3 separate regions of the Mus musculus genome follow, and regions 2 and 3 are each linked to region 1. A link is a loop called in an ENCODE intact Hi-C map of the cell type or tissue named here. Cell type or tissue: heart. All regions are shown on one strand.

Region 1 (8,000 bases):
GTGTAAGCCCCGGATCTTAGCCCATCTATGCAAATGTCTAATTTCAAGATGAGATAGTAACACACCTCTTCTCTGGGTCTGAGACAGACAGAGAGCATCATCCCAGGATGCCAGCATCATGCACACCACTCTTCAGAGTGACAGGAATACTCAGGACAGACAGACCCTACAGCCTCATTCAAAAATTTTATCTTCTCTGAGTTCAAGACCTCGAGTGCTCACTCATGGTTACATTCGGGCTTAGCATAGTCCTCTCCAGACACCTCTATGTCATCTGTTCTTGGCAGCCAGGGGGTTCTTTTTTTTTTTAAGTACAAATTATTCAACATGGCACATAGTGCCTGTCCAACTATAAATGTGTTCACACATGGCATCGTTGAGTAGGCCAAACCTCCATTCCTACCTCTTGGCTTTTGCTCACATTGTTCCTTCTGCTAAGATGCCCCTCTGCCTTCTTCCAGTAGAAAAATTCATGCCCACATCCCATTTCTTCTCAGAGCCTGTTCTGAAGATAAGGATATGTTCCCAAAAGGCCACTCAAGAAGGGAAAGAAAACACATGTTCTGGCCAGAGCACAGTGAGCATGTGACCAAGAACCAATCTCCTCTCCTCTCCCCAGGCTCGGTGCTTCTTACCTATAAGCCAGTGCTAAGATTCCTTATCTCCTACACTTTGGGTGATGATTAAGTGCGGGGAGTGAGGGGGACGGGGACTATAAAAGGTCTCTACAGATTTCAGACTCTTTCAGAACATTATTTGTGGTCAGTGATCAAATTGCCATAGACTGACAAAAAATTTGCTTACATGTCTGGGTGTGGCAGTGCACATCTGTAATCCCAGCACTTGGGAGATGGAGACAGGAAGATCAAGAATTCAAGGTTGCCATGGTTATATGACGGAAAGATCCTTTCTCAATAGTCTTCATGGATATTCAAATATTCAATCCCACAGTTTCTGATGGGTCACATGTTCTTTCCTGAACAAGTCCCTATGGACAGGAAGTTATGGCAATGACTGCCAGGCTCAGGACTCACTGCTGGCCGTGCACTGGGGTTTAGAGAACACTCTACCGGAAATAAATGAACCAGTGTGTGTGAATGAGCAGAGCAAGATCAGGTGTAACCCTTCTCTCAGCTAACCGTCAATCACACATACTTTTATTTATACACAGAATAATGCCTTCCCATCTCTTCTCCTCCCCCAAACTGAATCAAGCAAAGACTGGTGATTACCTATTTATGAATATCTGAATTCTTTATATTCTCTTCCTTCAAAGTTAGTTGTAGTCTTTATTTGTAGTCTTTAGTTTCTGTCTACAATGAGCTATGATTCCACACTGACAGAAAGAGAATTGAGTCACTGTAACCATTCAAACTTGAAGGAACCAGGAAAGGAAGACAACACCGGCACATAACGTTAACCAGCTCTTCTGATGAACAGAGATCAGAGTCTCCCAGTCCTGGTCAAGGAAGGAATTATTTGGATGGAGTGACAGACCTCTTACTCCAAGGATGTCCACATGCTAATCCCTAGACTGTGACTACATTAGAATAAAAGAGGAATTCAGATCACTGACGGGGCAAAGCTTCAGTAACTCTCTATTTTCTTTCTTTCTTTCTTTCTTTCTTTTTTTTTTTTTTTTTTTTTTTTTAGGTTTTTCGAGACAGGGTTTCTCTGTGTAGCCCTGGCTGTCCTGGAACTCACTCTGTAGACCAGGCTGGCCTCGACCTCAGAAATCCGCCTGCCTCTGCCTCCCAAGTGTTAGGATTAAAGGCGTGCGCCACCACGCCCGGCTAACTCTCCATTTTCAATGAAATACCCGTGGCTGAGTAGCTAAGCAGGAGAAGAGAGTTCTTTAGCTCTCGGTTTTAAAGGGCAGACATCCAAACAGCTCTCTGGATGCATCACCTCCTTAGTGGCGGAAGATGCCACGCGGTGGGACACTTGTGAAAAGGCGAGATCGCGTGGCCAGACACAAGGCCAGAGAAAGGAAAGGCAGTAATAACCTTGTGGTGGCTAATCGTCAGTCAGCTTGACTGAATACAACGTCATTGTGAAAATACACATCTGTTATGTGTTTCCAGAAAGGCTTAACTGAGGATGGAAAACCCACCCTGAATAGGGGTATCTCCATCCTGTGGGCTAGAGAGCTGGACTAGGTGTTGGCATTTAGTCTAGGCTCTGTCCCACAGTTGCCTGGCAACAGCCAGGTGTGTCTGACTCTCTATAGAAGGGGCTGCTTGCCCCCTCCTCTCCCTCTTGCTCCTGCTCTGTCCCCCAGCTCCTGCTTCCCCCTCCCCATTTCCCTCCCCCCTTCTCCATGTGTTCGTGGCTGGCCTCTACTCTCTACTTACTCTCTCTCTCTCTCTCTCTCTCTCTCTGCCTTTCTCTGTCTCTTCTCCCTCAACTCCCCTCCCCATGCCCTGAATAAACTCTATTCATGCGGCTGGTCCCTCGGGGGAAGGGATGCCTCAGCATGGCCCCCGCAGAGCCACCCCCTTTCCCTACACCTGACTGCACATCCACCAAGCACATTCCTTATCTCTCTATCTTTTTATAAAACACAACACTGGGTAAAAAGGATAAAGCAGGCTAAGAACAATCACTCATGGCTCAGTTCCTGATTGCAGGCACAATGTGTTTCATACTTCTGCTGCTATGCCTTCTCCACTAGGACCGACTATACCTTCAAACTATAAGCCAAGATAAATCACTTTAGTCAATTGTTTTGACATAGTAACTAATAAGAGACCTCTTACAGGCTCTACCTCTTAGAGGTCTATCTGTAGTCAGACTTTGGCAACTTTGTGGCTTCTTATTTCTGCTGCCCTTCTCCATCCTTTTTCTAGCCCTTCAATCCCCTAACACTACCTAGGAGAGAGAAAAGGATAGGGGGTGGGGAGGAAAGGAGCGGCATTTTTTTTTCTTTTTCGAGACAGGGTTTCTCTGTATAGCCCTGGCTGTCCTGGAACTCACTTTGTAGACCAGGCTGGCCTCGAACTCAGAAATCCACCTGCCTCTGCCTCCCAAGTGCTGGGATTAAAGGCATGCGCCACCGTGCCCGGCTGGGAGCAGCATTATTGTTAGACTACTTTCTGTTGATTAGGGGCATCAAGTTCCTTGGGCCAAGTTTGATCTTTGCTGTCGGGATATCTAAGTTCTTCTTTTTCTTCTTTGAGCACAACTACTTAGCAAATTGCCGCCCACAGCAACCAACCAATGACCCATCACTACCACCACCCAATGACCCACCCTCTCCGGGCCTTAGCATTTCAATATCCTCTCAAAAGTCCCCAGACTTCCAAACACCACACAATTGCAGAAACTATCTGCAGCTGGCAAAATCATGTACCACTAGAGCACAGGGCAAATTATAGTCAGCTGCTGCGGACCGTCTGAAGTAGCCCCACATACCACACATGAGGTTAAAACGAAAACATATTCCCATAATACTTCTGTGTTTTCAAAGAAACCAAAATTCTCACTACATTTATTTTTTTAAATTTATCTGTGTTAAGTATTCGTATGTGCACATGCATATGTGTGCACACAGATGCACATGTCACAATGCATGTGTGGAAGTTGGATGACGGCTTGCGATAGTTCTCTCTTTCTAAAGTGTGGGAACGACTGAGCTGGTAAAGGCCTGCCACACAAGTCCCAGCATCCATATAATACCAAAGCACTGTGATCCAGATCTGTAACCTCAGGGCAGACAGAGATAGCTCAAGTTTTGGAACTCACTGGCCAGGTCCCCTAACCTAGTCAGTGAGCTCCAATGTTCAATGAAAATCCTTGTCTCAAAAAACAGAAAGAAAGATAAGGGAAGGCATTCCATGTTAACCTGCGACCTCCACACCCACAAACACATATACAAAGATGCCAGTGGCTGCCAATTTGCCCAAAGTCAACCAACTAGAGAAAGAGGAGGCCAAGATGCCAACCTTCACCTGCCTGTCTTCAGACAGTGTTTTATCCTCAGGGCATATACTTGCCCAGCAGGGGGCACTCGTGCCCACACGCCAACAAGGCTGAAGGCTTCCTGGTGGGACAGCCCAGAGGACAGTGGCTGGAATGTGGGGCCCTGGCTGTGCTGGGCTGTCCTGGGGGATGAGCTCTTCCTATCCAGACCTTGACTGCTACTCGCCTCCGATTTCTAGCTGGCTCAAGGTAGTATGGCTCTCAGCTGCATCAGTCTACACTGGTGGAGCAATGCAAGACTTTGTCTCAAGATTTATTCTTCTCTCTGTTGTCACCTCCACTCTCATCTGATCTGAGGGTGTCCCCGGAGTGTTACAGGGGAGGAAAGGCCGGGGGCCCCCAATTCCTTCCTGACAGATGTGAAATGGGTCAGGGGCCATCGGGGAGGTAAAGGGATCTCTAAAAATGCTTGTGCAGTTTGGGGTGGAGTAGGGCTCTGAGTGTGCACCCCAGGGACTATCCCAGCTCGCTGACAAGCAAAAGCAGCTCCCTCCCTCTTTCCCAATGTATGCAACCCACTCAGAGGCCCAGGCCACATCGCTGGCTGAGTGGGAACAACCAAGGGTCCCAGACCACAACATTTAAACACAGAGCCTAGGCTGCCCCAGGAAAACATCTAGTCTAATCTCTTCATTGGTCCAAAGAAGGGAGTTGGCTTGTCTTGGGCCACAGAGTCAAGCCAGGACTACTGCCTGATTTCGCCTTAGCTTTCTGGGAGTAAAATCCAGGCTTGTGGAGAAGCTAGAATGAGGTGCAGCTTGCCAAGCAAACTTGAGTGAGAACTAACAGCCCTCATGCATCAGGCTCACTATGTGCAGGACCCAGGACCCACTGTGTGACAGGCCTCAGGAAGAAACTGAAACCCTACAAGGGAACTTTTAGAGAGATGTGTGTGGCTGTATATATATGGACAAGGGGCTTGAGCTGTGCGTTTAAGACTGGCGGGCTTTTCTCTGCCAGTTTTATACCTTAATCTGTTTAAATGCTGGGAATCAGAGGCTCAGAGAAGTCAATGGACTCTCTCAATACCACACAGTGGAGAGTGGCTAAGCTCAGCCTTTAACTATCTGGCTGCAAAGTCCCCGGCTGCACCTCTCCACACAAGACTGTTGTTGTACATCAGCATTTCAGCGACTCTGACCCATACACTATTCCAATTTGCAGCACCTAGGCCCAAAGGAGTGAGTGGCTGAGAGGTCTAGGAGGCCCCAGAGGGAGGCTAAGGGGATCTAGATGTAGGACATTCATGGGCCTCCCAGCTGGCCCCTGTGTGGTATACAACCTGAAGATCTATAAGCATTCCCACACTCCGGGATGTAGGGCAAATCAAACCCAACCTCTGTGCCTTCTCTACCCTCCCTGCATCCCCTGCAGCAACTCTCCCCCCCCCCCCCAGCCTCTCTCCCCTGCAGTTCCCTGCCTGGCCTCTTTGCTTCTACTTTATAGGCTGGGCAGACAGGTCCTCAGGGGCCACCTGCCTGGGGCTGTCTGAGCTCCCTGTGTGGGATGTGTACAGAGCCAGCTTTCGAGTGGGGGCAATGGTCCTTGAAAAACCCAAAAGCATTCCTTGTCAATGTGACGTGACGGCAAGGATCAGTGGGAAAGGGTGGGAGGGAGGATTGGGTCATGGGAGAGAGCAAAGTCTAGCAGAAGCCCCTCCCATTGCCCAGCACCTAGTTGGGTAAAGCCTATCTGCACAGCTTGGCTCCTGAACCTGCTGAAGGTCAGGTGAAGCCAGGGACTATCAGAAAGCCCTAGTAACTTGCCCAGGGCACACAGCAACACTGAAGGTCCACTGAGCATGAGAGCCAGCTCCATCTGAGGCCTCCTTCACCACACTGTCCAGCCCTTTTCTAGCTCATACTGGGGCACAGGGGCGGGGGAAGGCTCAAGGAGGCAGGCAGCCCACCTGTCAAGCGCACCGAGGCACTGGGATGTTGGCAGGAGTGACTGAGATGTCTTCTGCTGGGCGGGGTCATGGTCTGCAGACACTACAGCCTGTTGGCCCTGTGAACAGGACTAGGAGGCCCACCTGGGCCAGGTGGGGCCGAGCTAAGGCCCATGCCCTGGATGTAAGGGGATCTCAGCAGAGCCAGAGAGATGGCAGCAGGCTGGACTCTCCTGCTTCCCAGCCCTGCTGAAATGGGAGTGTTGTAAAATGTGGTTCTCTGAGCAAAACAGCTGCCATCTTCCTCAATCAGCTGTGCCAGCTTGCAATCTGCCACGAAGAGCCAACTTGGTGCCTGTTGACATTCCCTCAGAGAGGGAGTAGAGAGTCACTGGGTCTTTGCCTGACAATCCAGCCTCTCCTATCAGCCACTTATATGCCCTTCTGCCCTAATTGCACATGGCCTCAAGGTCTTGAGAGTAGCAAGACTACACAGGCTGGGGTGTCTGATAGGGAGTGCAACATCTATGTAGCCTTGGAGAACCCATCATCCATGCTGGGTGTGGATTTTCCAGGGTGGCTGCTTTGGGGTCACTGATGCGTTACAAGTAAGCCTAATAGACACTTTGGTTCCCTCTGGTGAGCTTTAGTAGAATCGTTTGGTTGTTCATCTGGTTGTTGGGGCCTTACAAGGAGGAAGCAGACATAGTTGACATCTCCCCAAGGAAGAATTCTTGAGTCAGGGGCACATAGTCTGTCTAAACCTCCTTTGTGGCTGGAGAAGACTGAGAGACTCCACATCAAGGAGAGCCTTCCTCAGGCCATTTGCACATCAGAGAGCAATCAAGAGTGGAGACAAGCATGGTAACTTTGGAGTCACCTTCCTGGGTTCAAATCTCAGCTACGCAAACTCGGCCATGGACGCAAGCCCATGTTACAGACGTGGACAGAATGATCACTGCAGAGAGTGGGTGAGATTCTCCAGTGTGAACATCTCTAGCACGTTAGGGTCAGGCTGGGACATCGACTAGTTGTCTTCCCATAGAGCTTAGTGCTTAGAGAAGGACACCTGCCTGACACTGCTCCTGACAGCCCTGGCCAGCCCGGCCTCAGTCTTCCATTATAAGTGTTCAGTGTTCGAAGGCTCCAAGTCCCTGTGGAGTGCTACACTATGCCCTGTGCAGACCCTTCAGGCTGTCAGAGGACAATGATTAGGTACCTAGCTTCCTAAAACCTCTTTGACAATCAAAACAAGCAGCATCCCCCCCCTTTGATGTGTATTGGTAAACACTGAGGTGGGGCTTAGAATCAGACACACTTTCCCAACCCACTTTTGCCACTGAATGCCGTCTCTATGGTTCCATTTTACCATGTGTAAAGTGGGGCTCACTATCCTCCCTCACAGGGAGACATACACAGGCAGGCTTCCTCACCAGAGTTGGAGCTCAGAAGTTGGAATTCCTCTGCTTCTTGGTGACTCAGGGACAACTGTAATGCTCGCCCAGGCAGAATAGGTCCTGATGTGGCCAGGGGCCCCCAGAGACCACCTTCAGTCTTGCTTTCCATGAGCACCAGGGTGCCAGAGAAATAAACTGATGCTGGGGTCAAAACTGTTGCTATACGTGATGATGGCTTCATACTGGCAATGGAAGTGGTAACCTTTTTCTCGGACAGTGACACTGGGGTAGTATATAAAGGGGGAATCTCCATGCTTTTCTGTGCGGTCTGTGTATGCTCTAAATGATCCACAGTGAAAGGTTTGGAATGTTCATCTCAAATATAACCAGCACTTTGCAGCTTTCAGTCAGACTTCACCAGGAGCCCTTCAGCTCATCTAACTTTGCCCACCTCAGACAATCTCTAGTTGTTCCAACGTGCCTAGGACTGGCCTCACTCCCTGGCACACCCCTCCATGCTTCTGGCCCCATGCTTCTAGGGATATAACACTAAGATGATAGGGCCCTCCTCTGTGGCCTCTCCTTGCTGGCTCCCACCACTCTCCCTTCTGTTCCTATCTTGAGTGGCCTGCGGTTGGGCTGAACCACAGGTGGCAAATATTTGAATGTATCGTCACCAAAGACACTTGGCAGGTGTTCGTATATACACGCTCAAGAGGTGAAACAGGGGGCAG
Region 2 (8,000 bases), 130 kb after region 1:
ATAATTGCCTGAAGACATTTGCAATTAAATACTTGAGGGCAGAACTTATCACTTTTCAGTATATGTGTATTAGGACTCAACACTGATTTGTTGAATAGAATATTTTATAGGGGCATAGACATTTAATATAGTGAATTCTAAGATGGTTATTCCTAGTACCATTTTTGTAATCTTGGCTGGCTCTGATCATAGCTGAAATGTTTTTCTTGGAACTGAGTTTTTGCCTTTGGAGAATCGGAGCATTGTCTTTTGACACTCCATGTGGTGTCTGCATATTGTTCAGAACACACTCGACACACAGGATGTTCACACTCAGGCTATTTCAGTGGAATTAGACATTTCTGCTTCATTTACTCAGCCATTTCTTCTATATAAGGCTTCCTTAAAAAAAAAAAACAAGATTTCCTTATTTTTATTTTATATGTATGGATGCTTTGCCCGCGTGTGTGTTTGTGCACCGCGTGTGCATGGAGATCAGGGAAGCCAGAAGAGAGTGTTGGTTTTCAGGGAACCACTATGTATGTATTGGTATTTGAACCTAGGTCCTTTGAAAGAGCAGCAAGTACTCTTAACTGTTGAGCCATCTCTTTATCCCTTTATGCCTCCTTTTGACAGAATTGTGGACGCTATGAATCAAGTGAGATTACTGTTTACATATTGTATAGTTTGAAGTCTGCAGATGTATTGTCTCATTAGTTAGCCCACATTTACTAGTTTCTGTTTATATCTTTATGCATGCGTGTGCATGTGTGTGTATTTGTATATTCCTTCACATGCATGCATAAAACAGAACAACCTCAAATAATGTTCCTCAGGCATCACCTACCTAAAAAAAAAATTATGTGTTTTAGATTAGTCTTTATTTGGGTAAGGTCTGTCATCTGGAGCTTGTTCACTTTAGTAGACTGGGCTGGCTTAGTGGCTGGCAAGCCTAAGGGGTCCTCCTGTCGCTGCTTCCTTTAACACCGGGGTGATAACTGTATATAACTATATACTACCATATCTGCTTTTTTTTTTTTTTTCCTTTTCTTTTTCCTTTTTCTCTTTTGGTTTTTCAAGACACGGTTTCACTGTATAGCCCTGGCTGTCCCAGAACTCACTCTGTAGACCAGGCTCACCTTGAACTCAAGAGATCTGAGACTACTTCTGCCTCCTGAGTGCTGGGATTAATGAATCTGCCACCTCCTCCCAGCTTTCTCTTTGAGTTTATTAAGTAGATTTTAGGGATCAAACTAAGGTGCTATCACCTCTCCTACCTGTATTTCTTTGAGTCAGTTTCTTACTATATATCTCAGGCTGTCTTCGAACTCTCCATCTTTCTGCCTCAGCCTTGTGAGTGCTGGCACACACCACTGGACTAATTAGTTATTTGGATGGCAGTTTTTGTGTTTTATTTGCTTGGATGGTAGTTTTTGTAGCTGTAAAGATCTAACATGTCTGGCTAGATTAAATATTCTTCAGTAATATGTTTTCTTTCCTAAGCATTTTATACCCTCGGCCTCCATGAGACATTTTATAACATTTTATAACAGAGCAATATAAATGATGAACTTAACATTTAAGTCTTTTTAGTTGATAACATTTTTTAAAGGAATTCTAAATTTTGCATTTGGTTGATTTGGGATTTCTTGCTCTAAATCTTAATAGTGCATAGCCACATTATTCAAAATTAAAGGCCTATCTTGATAAAATAATTTTCTTTTTCTAGAACTGGAGGCATATGCTGGAGTTATCAGTGCACTTCGGGCACAAGGGGACCTCACCAAGGAAAAGAAAGATCTTCTTGGAGAGCTCTCAAAAGTCCTTAGGTAATTTGTCATGAAAGTTTTGGTGATGTGACTTGAAATCTCAATTTGTAGGGTTTACATCTTTTCACTCTCAAATTGAAGAACAGTTTGTTGGGTACTTAGAGGCCCTATTCTAGTTGTGTGATTGCTGCTATAGAAAATGGGAAAACTTAGTCTGTGGTATAAGCCAATCAAAGGGTTTCAGGCAGAGAGTTACCAGGTGGGAGGTCCTTTGACATAGGCGAAAGAAAGAAGAGCTGGTGCAGCTGAGTATCAGGATGTAAAGTGGCATCATCGGAAGAAGGAGATATGAGCAAGATACCTCAACGTGTAAGTGGGGAGTAGTGATAGATATAGCCGCCACCTTAACCCTGCTGACTCCTTTATCTCAGCTTGGGTGGAGCTTGACGTCACCTGACAACTTTAGTGAAAGGGTTTCCTTGGTGCTTCGTCTCCATCCATTTTTATATCTTGTGATTTCTCAGAAAATGTTCTGCTTAACTCTTTTGCTTTCTACATTTAAAGTAATTTTGTTTTATTTTTAGAAGTTAAGAGATGCGAGAGGCTCTTATTACTTAACATTAATATAGGAGTGTAATTAAGATTCTCAGTCTTATTTTTTTGTTATTTATGTTCCTCGTAAATTCTGCTTTTAGTTCTTAAGTGTTGTGATCCATGGTATAAATTTAGTGTTAAATACTAAAGAATATAAGAAGAGTGGTATTTACTTTATTGGGTATTTATGAATATAATGGATGTCTTTAAAAATTGTTTCATTTATCAGTGTTTAATATATGTACATTTTACCATTGGTAACATAGTGTAGAAAGCACGTAGCTAAAGTTGAGACACGTTTCATTGCATGTACTCACAAGAAACAGTATCTGGCCACTCTTACTGCTTTTATTGTAGTCATTGAACATAGAATTATTAGATTCTTCAGCCTTGGAAAAGACCTTAGAAGACTTTCTTCTAAGTGCTCAGTCCTCCTGCCAGCAGTCCTGAGATAAGGAGGACCTTGCACCTGTTTCTATGCTCGCTAACGGGAAGTCTTGCCTGCTCTTTCACAGATGGGAAAATCTGCATATCGGGTTGAGTTTGTCTTTCTGGGATTTACAGATACATAATCCTCAGTTACACAGAACCAATATGAAATCTTTCCTATGACTTTGAAACATTTGAAGATACACATTAGGCAAAGTAATCCTCAGCCCCCAAAAGATGTTGACTTAAACATTAATAAAAGTGTAGAGAAGAGCTGCCTGCTTGGCAGAGTTCTATAATGGCTATTTTTTTTCATAGCATCTCAACAGAGCGCCACCGTGCTGAAGTTCGGAGAGCAGTAAACGATGAACGGTTAACAACAATTGCACATAAGTAAGCCATTAGTCTACCACCCCTGATTTTTTAAATGATGTAGTATAAAGTAGTTTTGAGACAGTCTTCCTTTTGTGTGGCAGGTCCCTGAGCCTTTTATCTTAATAATAACTCTTTACTCAGAGGCCTGCCCATCCATAGCAATTACTGTTTATTCCATTGATTACTTTTTGTTTTTGTTTTGCATTTTGTTAGGGAAGCTTAAAGAACTTAGGTCAGATCCTATTAGAAGGTAATCTCTGTATGATCCAAGAGCACAGGGAGCACAGCTCAGTAACAAAGAAGTGTACTTCCTAAAATTGAAAGGTGCTTACAGGTTTCTTGTAATGGTATTTGATATAGGTATTGCTTTATAAATAGGCATTATAATTTTCATATGGCTCTAATTATTTCAGATAGATATTTCAAGTCTTAGAAAAAATTATAAAATGTATGTTCTTTTTAAGAAATATAAATATAACTTAATGTACTTTAAAAAGCAAACACAGTAAAATGATAAAGACTTCTTAGAGATTGTTTTCAGATCATCATAGCTGAGAGATTGGGTCCAGGGTGGTAGAGGACTGAGAGCAGAATCAGGCATTAGTTATAGAGAGGTAGTGCCTCCTGAAGAACAGAGAAGACCGGGAAGGAGTACTTTCAGTGATAATAGAAATATTTCATAAAACGTTAAAGTATCCTCCATTTGTTTTAACTTTTATGTTTTAATTGACATAAAACTAAAGGAAAGAGAACTCAGCGCATTACCATAATGTGATGACATAAGGCATTTGGCAGAATTTGAATTGATTACACGGTCTGTTGGCTTCTTGTACTTCACTGTCCCTCATTTTGCTTAACACATAGAATGGGGTACTCACCTCTTTAACAGTGTAGTTTGAATGTTTTGCTCTTTGTTCTGTAAGTTTCAGATTCTTTATAGACTTGTATGGTAGAAACTTAGAAGTTCTCTGTAGAGACGGCAAGTATTTCACTGTCAGGCTAACATAGTTGAAACATTCAAATTTAATGTGTCCCTTTTTGAATTTGCTTCAGACTTTTGAATCGGAATACTTTAAACTGGGTCTGGATTCTAACTTGGGGACTGGTCATAGGAAACTGTGCGCTAGATAATAGACAATGAATACCTTAGATGCATTCAAGTGGTATTATGGGGCAATGAGTTGTAAGTTGATGCGTCAGTGTCATTCTAAAAGGATAACATTTATTTAGTCTCCTTTTCCTTTTTTCCCCTTTTAAGAATGAATTTATCCTTATATTTGGGTGAAAGACCAAGTTACAGGTATGCAAATAGGTTATTATTATTTCAGGCTTTTTCTTGTATTTATTTCCAAATTGACGCTCTCAATTATTCAGGGGCACATACTCCATTTATGAATTAACCATGCCCCTTGCTTCTTCTCTTCCCCTCTCACCTTCCTAATACTGCCCGACCTTTAGCCATTTCGCTGCTTGGGAATATCTCTAGTCAGAGGGTGGGAAGGGAGAGGAGGTGAAAGTTTTATAACTCATTTCACTACTTGTTAGTTGGCCTGAAAAAAAAATGGGTTCAAGAATTTACTAGTATTTGCTAAAATAATTTTTGGATAATATGTGGATTTCTTTAATCTATGTGACCTCTCCCTTTCCTTCCTCTCTCCATTAGCATGGATAATTGAGAGTTGGCTTCTATTCACCTGTTTTCTCTGCCCTTCCCTTTCTTTCTGATTTCTTTAATATATGAATTGCCTTTTTTGAAAAGAATTTACTTCAGTATATAATTTTTAAAAAAAGCTTAGGTCTTTTTCTACTCCGATTTTAATATTTATTTCTTACTGTGGTTTTAGTTTAGCTGGCTGTTGTATTTATTTGTTGAGCTAAGAGTTAGGGAATGAGGCTTGGTGACACTTCCTTGTCCTCAGATATAGCAGTGGGGCCTAGACCTGAAGATGGCCTATGAGGGTTTTAGTCAGTAAAAACAGCTAGAGGAATGCATCTGAGCTGACTGCATCCCCTCCCCCTCCCTCCCTCCCTTCCTCCCTCCCTCCCTTGAAATTGCTGTGTGACTCGGAAAGAATGTACTTGAAAGGTGGTGGGAAAGCTGAGAGGATTGAGCAGGAAAGAAGGGGAACAAAAGGAGTAAGGGACCTGGCCCCAAGAGAACCATGCTGAAGGCCCTACTCCAAGGCCTGGCTGGGAAGTGCTTGTCCTTGGTTACTGTATCTTGAGTTCTTAGTTATGACAATATTAATGCTTCAAATGTTTTGCTTAGCCCAGTCCTCAGTGTCTCTACAATTAGACTAAAATGATAGTCTGGAATATCAGATCTTGGCACTTCTGCCTACTGTCAGATATTCCCAGAATGCTGTGCTGCTGTGTGAGGATACAGATTTTCTTAACTGCTCCCCATTGTAGCTTATTAGTATGTGGCTTTCTCAGAGCAGGGAGCAGAGCAGGGTCTGCACCTTCCTTGTGTTCTTTGGATGATTAGAGAGTTAGGCAAGTGTGCATACTGAGGGGACCTGTGAAACCCTCAGGTGCAATACTTAATTTCTAAATTTACTTAGATGACTTGTTCAGCTAACAGATATTTACAGTTTTATTACTAAAGCAAATAGGAACTTTTGACCTAATTCTAACATGATACTTCATTTCTCATTCACTTAATATTTGAGCATGCTTGCATGAGTGGACATTTGGAAGACATAATTCTTCCTAAAAGTTGCAGTTGTGTCTTTTTGCACTGCAAGCTTCATCTTTTCCGTAGCACATGTCCATGTGCTTCATATTTTTAAATTTATAATAACTGCCACCATTTAAATAGTACACCAGGTAAGTGTAGAAGTCACTTTATTTGTGTGGTAAACTCATACCAAACAGGTTTATCAGTGATAGTCTAATAAAATGGTATCAGAATAGGAGTGTAACAAGAAATGCTAGCTTTTGGAAAGTTTTCATTTAGCAGTTAGTAATGATGCTTTTCTGTCTTTATCTTGTCTGTACTATTCTTTGTTTCTGCACTAGTATTAAGATGGAGCTTATGTGACATATCCGTGAGGCTCCTGATGCCTCAGGATGTCCACCTTTCCTTCTCTTCCGTAGGATTTGCTTTAAGTTACGAAAGAGTTTGTGTATATTTTTATGGTAACACAACTGGATTCTTGAACTTGAATCCTTTTTCTTTCATATCTTTCTTTTTTGAGACAATGTTTTGTTTCAGTGTTTTGAAACAGGATTTCACTATATATCCTTGGCTGGCCTGGAATTAACTATGTAAACCAGGCTGACCTTGAACTCACCAAGATTTACAAGATTGCTTACTTTTGCCAAGGGGTGTTGGGATTAAAGGCTAAAGGCCTGTGCTATCATGCCTGTTTTAAATCCTTTTTAAGTTGTAATTTATTCTCTTCAGCAAAAATTGGCAGTAATTAGGCAATAATTCTCAATTGGTGTAAAGTAAACCTGCCCATAAAACCTACCCGGAAACTTTTATTCTTTATGTTTATGATATGACAAATAATTACAGAAGCATGATACATACTTGTTGAAGGAAACATTTATTAGTTGTGTGGCCCAAGGCAAGCTACTTAACTTCTGTGTGATTCGGTTTCTCATTCTAGAGAGTGGAGATGCTGATGCTATCAACTTCATAGGATTGTTGAGAGAACTGAGTTAAGACAGTAAGAGATGTAGAGCAGTGCCTGACATGTAACATGCCTTCAGTTGATTTTAACAACACCATCACTGTCAACATCACCACCATCATCATGGAAGCACTTCACTGCCCACTGACAAAGGATTTGGGGTCTGAATCTGAAGAGTCACTGGGTATAAAGTCTAAAGCTCTAGGCTGGGCTATAGAATCTGTGGTTTCACAAAACTTCTATTTCTAGTTTAGTGAAGAAAACCAGTTGTTTTTAGATTAATTTTAAACCTTGACACTAAACATGAGGATGTTTCATGAAGCCGAGAGAGAGATATGGCAGCTATCTTTTGGTATTTTAACCTCTGGTTTAATTTCTCAAACAAAACGTTCTGAAGAAGTTTTAAGGAAGAGAGACTATTTAATAATGTCTTAGAGAGGGTTCAGTTGCCACAAGTGCCTTTTAGAGTCCAGGGTATACCAGACAAATAAAGTAAAATAATGGTAGATTTCTTTTAGGATCCTCAGATCTGCTCTTAAAACAACAACAACAACAACAACCACAACTACAACCACCACCCCCAAAACCCCAGGAAGGGTAATAATATAAAAATACAGTGAATATTATCAGTGATGCCTGCTGTTGTATACAGCCATCTTCCACCCTACTAACTCCTCTCGTTTACTGCCTCAGTTTTCCATGTTTTAAAGCCTTTAGAATCTCTGGCCATGCGGGCAGTTAGGGAATTTTCCAAAGATTCATTGAACTTCATCCTTAATTATAAAGGAAAATCTGATTCTTAACACTCAATGCTTTTAGTTTCTTGAAATAATTAAAAAATAAAATTTAAAAGTTAGTAGAAATATTTATTTTCATTCATGAAACCCAATTTCATAGGTCAGTATCAGTTTTTATTTTTAAAGCATAGAAAAGAAGTGTCTTCATTGTAGGATTCAGATTATAGAATATGGTGTGTAGGAACGTCAGTGCGTGGCATTCCTCGAATTTAAATGTTCCTAAGTGTGACCTGCTTGCTTAGAAAGGAGCTTCTCCAGAATCAGGGCCCTTCTGGTCATTTAACAAGAAAAGGCTGCGTGTGTCTGACTCACTTTTTAGCAACTGTGAACCCTTGTAGCAGCATTTTTTCTTTTATTTAGTATGTCTGGACCTAATAGTTCTTCAGAGTGGTCCATCGAAGGACGTAGATTGGTAC
Region 3 (8,000 bases), 120 kb after region 1:
AGCTATTTAGGAAACAGAAGATACGGAGGGTGAATGGATGTAGTTGATGAAGCAGTGGCCAGATGTCTCACTGTCCTTTCTGAGGCCACTCTAGATTGCTTGAAGCTGTTGGATACTATTTGATTACAGAAATGTTAATTATAATTATCACTTAATTACCTTGTTTTCTTTCTTTTCAGTATTATTCCAATTATTCCATAGTTTGCTGATTTTGGTCTCAATAGTCCAGTTTTCAGTATATCCCTTGGCTGCATTAGACTGGCATACTTTAAGGTAAGTGTCTAAGGGCAGGATGGCACAGTGGAAAGTACAGTAACCAGAAGGCCAGTCCTGCTGTTACTTCTTTAGACTCTTTTCTCCTTAAATGTCGAAGTGAGCCATGTTGTGGTTGGAGAGATGGCTCACCACTTAAGTCTTGCAGAGGACCAGAATTCAGTTAACTGAATTCTCCAGCTTTAAGGGGTTAAATGCCCTCTTTTGGCCTCCACTGACACTGCACTCATGTAAACAAACACAGAGTCACATACACATAATTAAAAAGAAAATCTCTTCCCATTTTTGATTATTTTGTGTTTGTGTGTTTTGTCTGCATGCATGTATGTGAATCACATGTGTGTCTGGTGCCTAAGTTCAGAAAAGGGTACCAGATCCCCCAGATCTGGGGTTCTAGATAGCTGTGAGCCATCACATGGGTACTGGGAAGCAAACTGTGGTCCTCTACAAGAGTAGCAAGTGCTCTATACTGCTGAGTTACATCTTTATTCCCACGGCAGGCCTCTGATCTTGCGGAAGTCAGGTTTAATGCTTACTTAGCTGCTTAGTTAAGCAAGGAATAGTTAAGGCAGGTATTCTATCTATCCCTAAGCATTCTCCCAGACTAGGCAATTGTGACCACTAAGGTCTAGCAGGTCTTACTTCCCCCTTGGGAGTTAATTCTGAAATCATAGCTTTGCTACTTTACTAATCTCTTATCTTATGCATGGTATTTAACTTGTACCTTGGTTTTTTTTTCAGCCACAAAATGGCTACTTGATGGCTTTTTTTAGTTGTCAACTTCACTACATCTGGAATTAACTAAAACCCAAGAGGCTTGGTACACCTGTGAAGGATTTTTTTCTTAACCACATCTCTGGAACTTGGAAGACCCACTTTTAATCTGGATCATTTGAGGTGGGAAGAGCTACCTCTAACCTGGGCCATACCTTCTGCTAGCAGCTTATATAAAGGACAGGGAGAAGAAAGCTTGCTCTTCTAGCCAGTCTATTCCTTCACTGGCATTACAGCCTTCTTCCTTGGGATTTTAGAGTATATACTGAAGACCAGCTGAGATATCCACAATCCAGCTGAACAATGACTGGATTCCTAGACCTTCTGTTAGAATATAGCCATTGTTGGAGTAGCTGGACTTCAGCCTGTAAGCCATTTTAATGAATCCCATCTATATAAATATATATACTTAATTTATTCATTCTATCAGTTCTGTTCCTCTAGAGAACCATGAGTAATATAGTTACTATCAGGTTATTGTATTGATTAAGGAAGCTAATCTATGAAAAGCAACTAGAATAGAAAAATCTGTATGCATATAGCTATTATTTTGTGCATCAGACACACACACACACACAAAATGAATATATCTGGTTGGTCCCTCTTCATAGAGAGCTTCTTTTCTAGCCAGGGAATTACAAATGACCATAACTTTTTTTTTTCTTTTTCTATTTAACAGGGTAAATGTGGGAATAGGGGCTGGTGAGATAACTCAGTGATTAAGAGCACTGACTGCTCTTCTGGAGGTCATGAGTTCAAATCCCAGCAACCACATGGTGGCTCATAACCATTCGTAATGAGAAACAAATTAAAACAAACAAACAAACAAACAAACAAACATAAAACAGCCTATGGGTTGGAGCAAGCAGGGCTGGAGCAAGAGGGAGAAGGGAAGGGGGGAAAGGAAAAAAAAAAGTATAAATTACTTGTTTAAAAAAAAAGTGTGGAAATAGACATGGGACTGGTAGGGCTAGGTAAGTTTTATGCGATGTAAGGGAGAGCTGTAGTTTTGAGTCTGATGCTTAAGAGAGGACAGTAGGGATTTTGGTTCATACCTGTAATCCTCAGGAGGGTCTCAAGTTTGAGGCTTGCCTAGGATACATGGTAAGACCTTGACTCCAAACAACAACAAACAAAAACCAAGTAATGAAAATGGCTAGGAGAGGGCTGGCAAGATGGCTCAGTGGTTAAGAGCGCTGACTGCTCTTCCAAAGGTCCACTTACATATAATAAATAAATAAATTCTTTAAAAAGAAAACGGCTAAGAGAAAGGGAAGGTGTAAAGTGGTATGTAGTGTCAGCAGCATTGAGACTTGGGAGCTTCTTAGAAACAGGATCTGGCCCTATCCCCAAACTACGAAATTCAAAACTTGCATTTTACCAGGACCTACCTTCATGTGTTCCTGCTAACATTAAATCTTGAGAGGTACTACTGGCTGAAGGTAGACTCTAGGACCAAGCTGCCTATATATAACAGGTAGAGTTTTCTCATTGTGTGTGTGTGTGTGTGTGTGTACGTTGGAGATCAGAGGAAACTTCTGTGAAGCCAGTTCTCCCACTATCACTGGAGGATTGAATTCAGGTCATCAGGCTTGCAAGACAGACACACAACACTTGTTGAACCTTCTCGTCAACCCCAGGCTGCCAAAACTTAAATTCTTGTTTTATCAATCTACTTATGTGGGACCTTAGGGATGCTTTTTAACCCGTACCAAGGACCTATTATGTAAGAGATGGAGGGTCAACTCTAATAATCTGTCACTTATTTTTGACTTACTGTAAAAGTTTTTGTTGTCTTAAAAGATTTACTTTCGGTGTCTGGGTATTTTGCCTGCGTGGATATCTGTATACTACATGTGTCCAGTGCCTAAGGTACTCCTGTAACTGAATTAATGGTTGTGAGCCATATGGGTGCTGGGAATAGAACCCAGCTTCTCTGGAAGAGAGGCCAGTGCTCTTAAGCACTGAGCCATTTCTCCAGCTCTTTAGAGACAGGGCTCTACTATGTGAACCCTCTCAGTTCACCAGTTCCTGAACAACTGTGCTTTCCCATTTATAGAGTGGTGAAGCTTAATTACGCCTGTCTCACGGAGATGCTGCAAGAGTCAAATCATAGAATGTCTGTTAAATTACAAAACCTCCTATTAAAACTTAATTTACCAGTGAGGTGGTGGTGGTGTACACCTTTGATTCCTGTCTCGAGAAGACTTAATTTACTACCTTGCAAGGTATTCTTAAGAAACTGACCTCAAAATAGGGTGCAATAAGAAGGCCAGGAGAGCTGTATAGGAAATGGTCCTTTTTATTTCTGACTAACCTACAGCTCCATTCAGGAGCAGGAGTAGACTCATATGCAGTGGTTCACAATTTACTTAAAAACTTCTTCTTTTTTCTTGTTTTGGTCTCGGTGTCTCTTGCAGTCCAGTCTGACCCTGCATTCCTCATCTTCTTCCACTTCTACAGTGCTGAGATTATAAATGTAATTCATAATGAACTAGGAAAAGAACTTTCATTCACGTTGTGTATCTTAATATTCCCACAGGGTAGTTTTTCTCGTGTGTCCATCCTAACATCCCTTAGTGCTAGGAATCCGATTCAGGTCTCCAGGTCTTGCACATACTTGACAAGCAATCTGCCATTGAGCTAGATGTCCTCCCAGTGGTTACCCTAGTTTTCACGGGAATCTGCTAACAGAAGGATGCACACTAACAATTCCTCAAGATTTGCACTTTCATTGCATCCGATGCTACCAGAGTTCTTTATTTAGAGGGAGGACACAACAAAATTCGATGGGATTTATAATACTAGAAATTAACTTTGAGTTCTTGGATCAGAGAAACAATATATTGGGTCCCTATCGATCTGTAAAATAGGGGCACAAGGCCTCCACAACATTGTGTGGTTAAGAACAAAGGCTGATGGTGAACCTACCATGTCGTAGTGCCTCAAGTAAGTCCCTTCTTCCCTTTGTCAGATTTTGCACGAGATATCACTACCTCTCCTACTTCGTACATGGCGTAACTCCAAGCTGAGACCGCTCGGATTCCTTTCCTCCACTTGCAACTCCTAACACCGAGAAAGGTGTACGGGCCACTGTGAGGTCTTCTCTCTCCGTAGTGGATAACCTTTCTTGAGTTGTCGTTTGGGTGGCTGGAAGACGCTGATGACTACTCCCAAGCGTCTACGGAACCAGATCTTAATCCTCAACTGGGCATCAGGGACCAAGCTGTGTTCTTTTCATCCCAACCCTCGCTAGAGTGAAAAGGTCGAAGCTCAGCTCCAATTACAGACGCCATCTTGACCGCTACGTGTGACGCCACACGTACAGCCGAAAGAGCAGCTGATTGGCTGGGAAAGACCGGAGGATAGGCGCGCGAAGCTGGAGACTGGAGGGTAATGTAGAAGCCGAAAGGAACTACACTCCCAGACTTCCTTGCGCATGTGACCAGCAAGCAGCAAGAGAAAGAGGAGCGAGGTTGGACTCGGACTACAACTCCCACTAGGACCCGCGTTGTCCGCCCTTTCCTTTCAAAAGGCAGAGGAAAAGGGACAGGAAGAATGGAGGCTTTTGAGTGCTCGTTTCTCAAAAGGCGGGAAAGGCGAACTACACCTCCCGGCGAGCCGCGCGCGCCTGCGCCTGCGCTCTGGTATCTGTCGCCATCTTGCCCCTTCTGAGGCACCGCAAACAAACCTAATTCCTGGTGTCCCCTAGTCTTGGCGGAGGAGCCTTTTAGATGAGCCCCGAAAGGCCGGGCAGGTGGGTGTCTCTCAGGCAGGGTCCTGGGAAAAGCTGGCAGGCTATCCAGGGTAGGGGAGCGCTTGGCCAGGCACGGGGAGCCCGGCTTGGGTCGGTCAGCCCCATCCTCCGTTGTTTCCTAACGGGATCGCGGGGCTCCCTCAAGTGGACTGAGGGCGACTCCGGCATGCCTGGTGATGGGACGCCGGAGGTCGAGGTCTAGGAGCCCCGAGGCGACTCCGGGTTGTCTGACTGTCTGTCCGTGCCCCCGCTTTTTCTCCGTTGTCGTCTCCGCTGAGGAGTGCGCGAGGCGCGGACGCTGGCCAGGGTTCCCAAGACTGGCTGCTGGCCGCGGGGGCGCGGGCTTGACATTGGAACCCGCTCGGAGCCGCGCGGGCGAGGAGCCGGGCGGGCTGCTCTTGTTGTGGTGCTGTGAGCGAGTGCGTGTTTAGAGAGGGGGCGGGGCGGGCTGCCTGCTGACACTTGAGCGGGGGACGGAGTCGGTGCGACCCCGGTGCCGGGAGCACGCTCCGGCTTCTGCTGCCCGGCTTTCCTTTGCTGTGCGGCCCCGCCGTGCGTTTCCCTGGAGGGGATGCTTTGGGATGCCGTGACGTGGTACCCGATTCGGGCGGTCGCCGGCCGCCTCCGAGATTCTACCGGGAGGCGGGGACTGGCTTGGGGAGCGAGCGGATTCCTTTGGCTCTGCCCCTTCCTCCTCTCCACCCCCTTTCTTTATGTCATCCTGCCAGCTGGGGCGCGCCATCCAGTTTGGCTCGCTCAGAGTTGGTTCTGAGCTCAGAGGACTATGGGAAGTAGGGGGAAGGGGGCTCCACTTGAGGCCAAGAGTTGGAGTTAGCAACCCAGAGCCTGGAACGCAGTTGAAGAGTCATATCGGTTTAGTGTTTGACTCTTAGGCTGGCTCATTCATTCATTCTACTCTGCTGCTGACCATCCATTTATCAGTTTAACAGATGTTAAGGAAGATCTACTGAGTTCTCAACCTGTAGTGTAGTTTTGTTTGACCAAGGAATTCACAGTGCGAAATTCTAGGCTTTTAAACTTTTGGTAACTGGTCGAAATGACTCTTTTTTTACTGCCAAAACTTGAGAAAAGAGTTATTGAGTTTCATTTATCCAAATGACATGCTCCACCGTTTGCTTATTTTATCTCCTAACTTATTATTAAGGAAACTGGCAGAGGTCAAATCACTTGTCCAAGGTTGCACAGGTGGTAGAGTCTGTTTGGCAAGTCATATGCCAGCCACTATGACAGAACTTGGCTTGCCCTGTTTTCTAAATAATACTTGAAACAAACTTGGGATTACTTTTTTTTTTTTTTTTTTTAAAATAAAGGCATACAAATTGGGTTCAGAGAGGCCAATTCACAAGGATGAAACAACTAATTATGTTGTAAAGCTGGAACTGGAACCAAGAAGTGTTTGACTTTAAAACCTGTTCTTTCCCCTGTTAGTATGAGCTGGGTCATTGTGCTCTCAAATGGTGTTTTTTTTCCTTTGTCAGGAGCTGGAGTGTGGAGATGAAAATGGTATGAGTTATCTTTTCAATCTTAGTTTGTAGCCAGTCGAAGGCTTTCTATATCCTTGCGTATACATTGGTAATGTGATTTGTTTTTCCTCTGATAGGGAGGACAAGCTCTTTGGGGCTACCAGACAGAAGCAGCAATGCCTGTTGTGTGGCCAACCCTTTTGGATCTCAGCAGGGATGAATGCAAACGGATTCTTCGAAAATTGGGTATGCTTTTTGTTGTTTTTGTTCTAAGCCGGGTTCTCACTCCATAGCCCAGGCTGTCTTCAGAATCATGTCGGTCTCCTTCCTCAGCTTCCCGTGTGATGGGACCACAGGTGTGCTTGGCCGTGCCTGCCCGTTTTATTTTTGATATTTTATATTTCTCTGTGACCTTTTCTTTTTCTGCTTGGTCATGGCTGTTGGTGGCATAGTCCTCAGGACCTAGAATGATTTGTACACGAGATGGAGGAGTTATGACACAAGGAGCCATGACAAATGGGAAGCCTTCTCCTTATACATCTCACATAACACTCAAGCCCCAAAGGTGGATTGCTTTGGTTTGGTTTGGTTTTGGTCCCCTTTTTACATAGGAAGTTTAGACATGAGGCAGTACTCCCATTAAGTCATACAGTCAGTATTTGACTTCTAGCATTGTGCTTCTCAACCTTCCTAATGCTGTGACCCTTTAATACAGTTCCTGACATTGTGGTCACCCCCAACCATAAAATTCTTTTGTTGCTACTTCATAACTGTAGTTTTGCTACTGTTATGAATTTTAATGTAAATATCTGTGTCTTAGGTAGCCGCTGTAAAAGGTCATTTGACCTCTAAAGGAGTTGTGCTCACAGGTTGAGTGGTCACAGGTTGAAAGCTGCTGCTCTACGTAATTTTTTTTTGTGTTTTGCTTATATTGGGATACTACTAACTGAGTATGTGAGAAACATGCCTTTTCTGGATTTTAAGTTAAGTCAAGCTGCCTAGTTTCCCAGTTATTTCTTACTGTAATTGATAAGATACCCATTATATTTAAATTTGACTAATGCTTCTTTTTTACCCCCCTATAGCAGCTCTTTTCAACAAGTATTTAGGGAGAAAAGCAAGCCCTAATGCTAAAGCATATGTTTGTGCAAGGAACTAATGTCATCCCCATGTGTGTAGAGTGGCGTTAGCCACATGCCATTCTTGGGTATATTGGGAAAAAGATTTACTCTCATCATTTGAATCTTTGGTTTCAAATGAATATTCATGAATATGCTGTTTTAGATTATAAGGGCCCTGGTTTATTTATTACTGTGGCCTGAGGCACTGTACTAAATGAAAGAAGTGACAGATAATTTGGAAGGGATCATCAGTGTCTTGGTAATGAATATTAATTAAATAAAAAGCCTCTCATTGTGGTCTACATCTGATAATACAGTGTTTAAAGCAGTTACTTTCAGGCGTATTTGTAGGCCACTAATGCTTTCCTTCAGAGGAAATCTTTGCAAAATTCTTTTATGTAGATCAGATAAAATTGTAGCTTTTGTGTATCGGCTGCGAATATCCCATTCAGGATTTCCAACTACGTAACCTTGTTTTAGCTATCTGAAGAGTGCACTTTCAGGGAGACAGTCTTTTAAGCTTGCATGTAAACTTTTATCACTACTTTGAAGGTGTTTGGCTATACACATGCACTAATGTAACCTGCTGTT

Evidence for each region. Peaks named below come from ENCODE experiments on the same cell type or tissue, not always from the same donor. Only the 100,000 strongest peaks of a DNase experiment are listed, where the experiment ranks them.
Region 2: it touches region 1 in a loop (2.0-fold over the local background); 2 of 42 quality-filtered maps call a loop at or near these places.
Region 3: a loop joins it to region 1, with 6 times the contacts of the local background. A loop is called at or near these places in 2 of 42 quality-filtered maps.

Annotation. Positions count from the first base shown.
Region 1 is chr7:98,775,155-98,783,154 of GRCm38, reverse strand. No RefSeq gene overlaps it. Among named protein-coding and RNA genes, the nearest start is that of Gm33720, 16 kb to the right of the region's middle. In heart, a CTCF peak has its summit at 4,000 (motif pointing right); a DNase peak (open chromatin) is centred at 4,004; H3K27ac peaks cover 986 bases.
Region 2 is chr7:98,641,613-98,649,612 of GRCm38, reverse strand. It overlaps Emsy (EMSY, BRCA2-interacting transcriptional repressor), which reads left to right. Exons shown (of 20, transcript NM_172280.2): 3 at 1,709-1,808; 4 at 3,090-3,164; 5 at 4,405-4,446; 6 at 7,945-8,000. Among named protein-coding and RNA genes, the nearest start is that of Emsy, 11 kb to the left of the region's middle. In heart, no CTCF peak of the experiment used is centred here; no DNase peak of the experiment used is centred here; H3K27ac peaks cover 743 bases.
Region 3 is chr7:98,653,278-98,661,277 of GRCm38, reverse strand. It overlaps Emsy (EMSY, BRCA2-interacting transcriptional repressor), which reads left to right and starts at 4,709. Exons shown (of 20, transcript NM_172280.2): 1 at 4,709-4,804; 2 at 6,426-6,534. The coding sequence starts at 6,465. In heart, a CTCF peak has its summit at 4,939 (motif pointing left); DNase peaks (open chromatin) are centred at 4,507, 5,207 and 5,427; H3K4me3 peaks cover 3,167 bases; H3K27ac peaks cover 2,486 bases.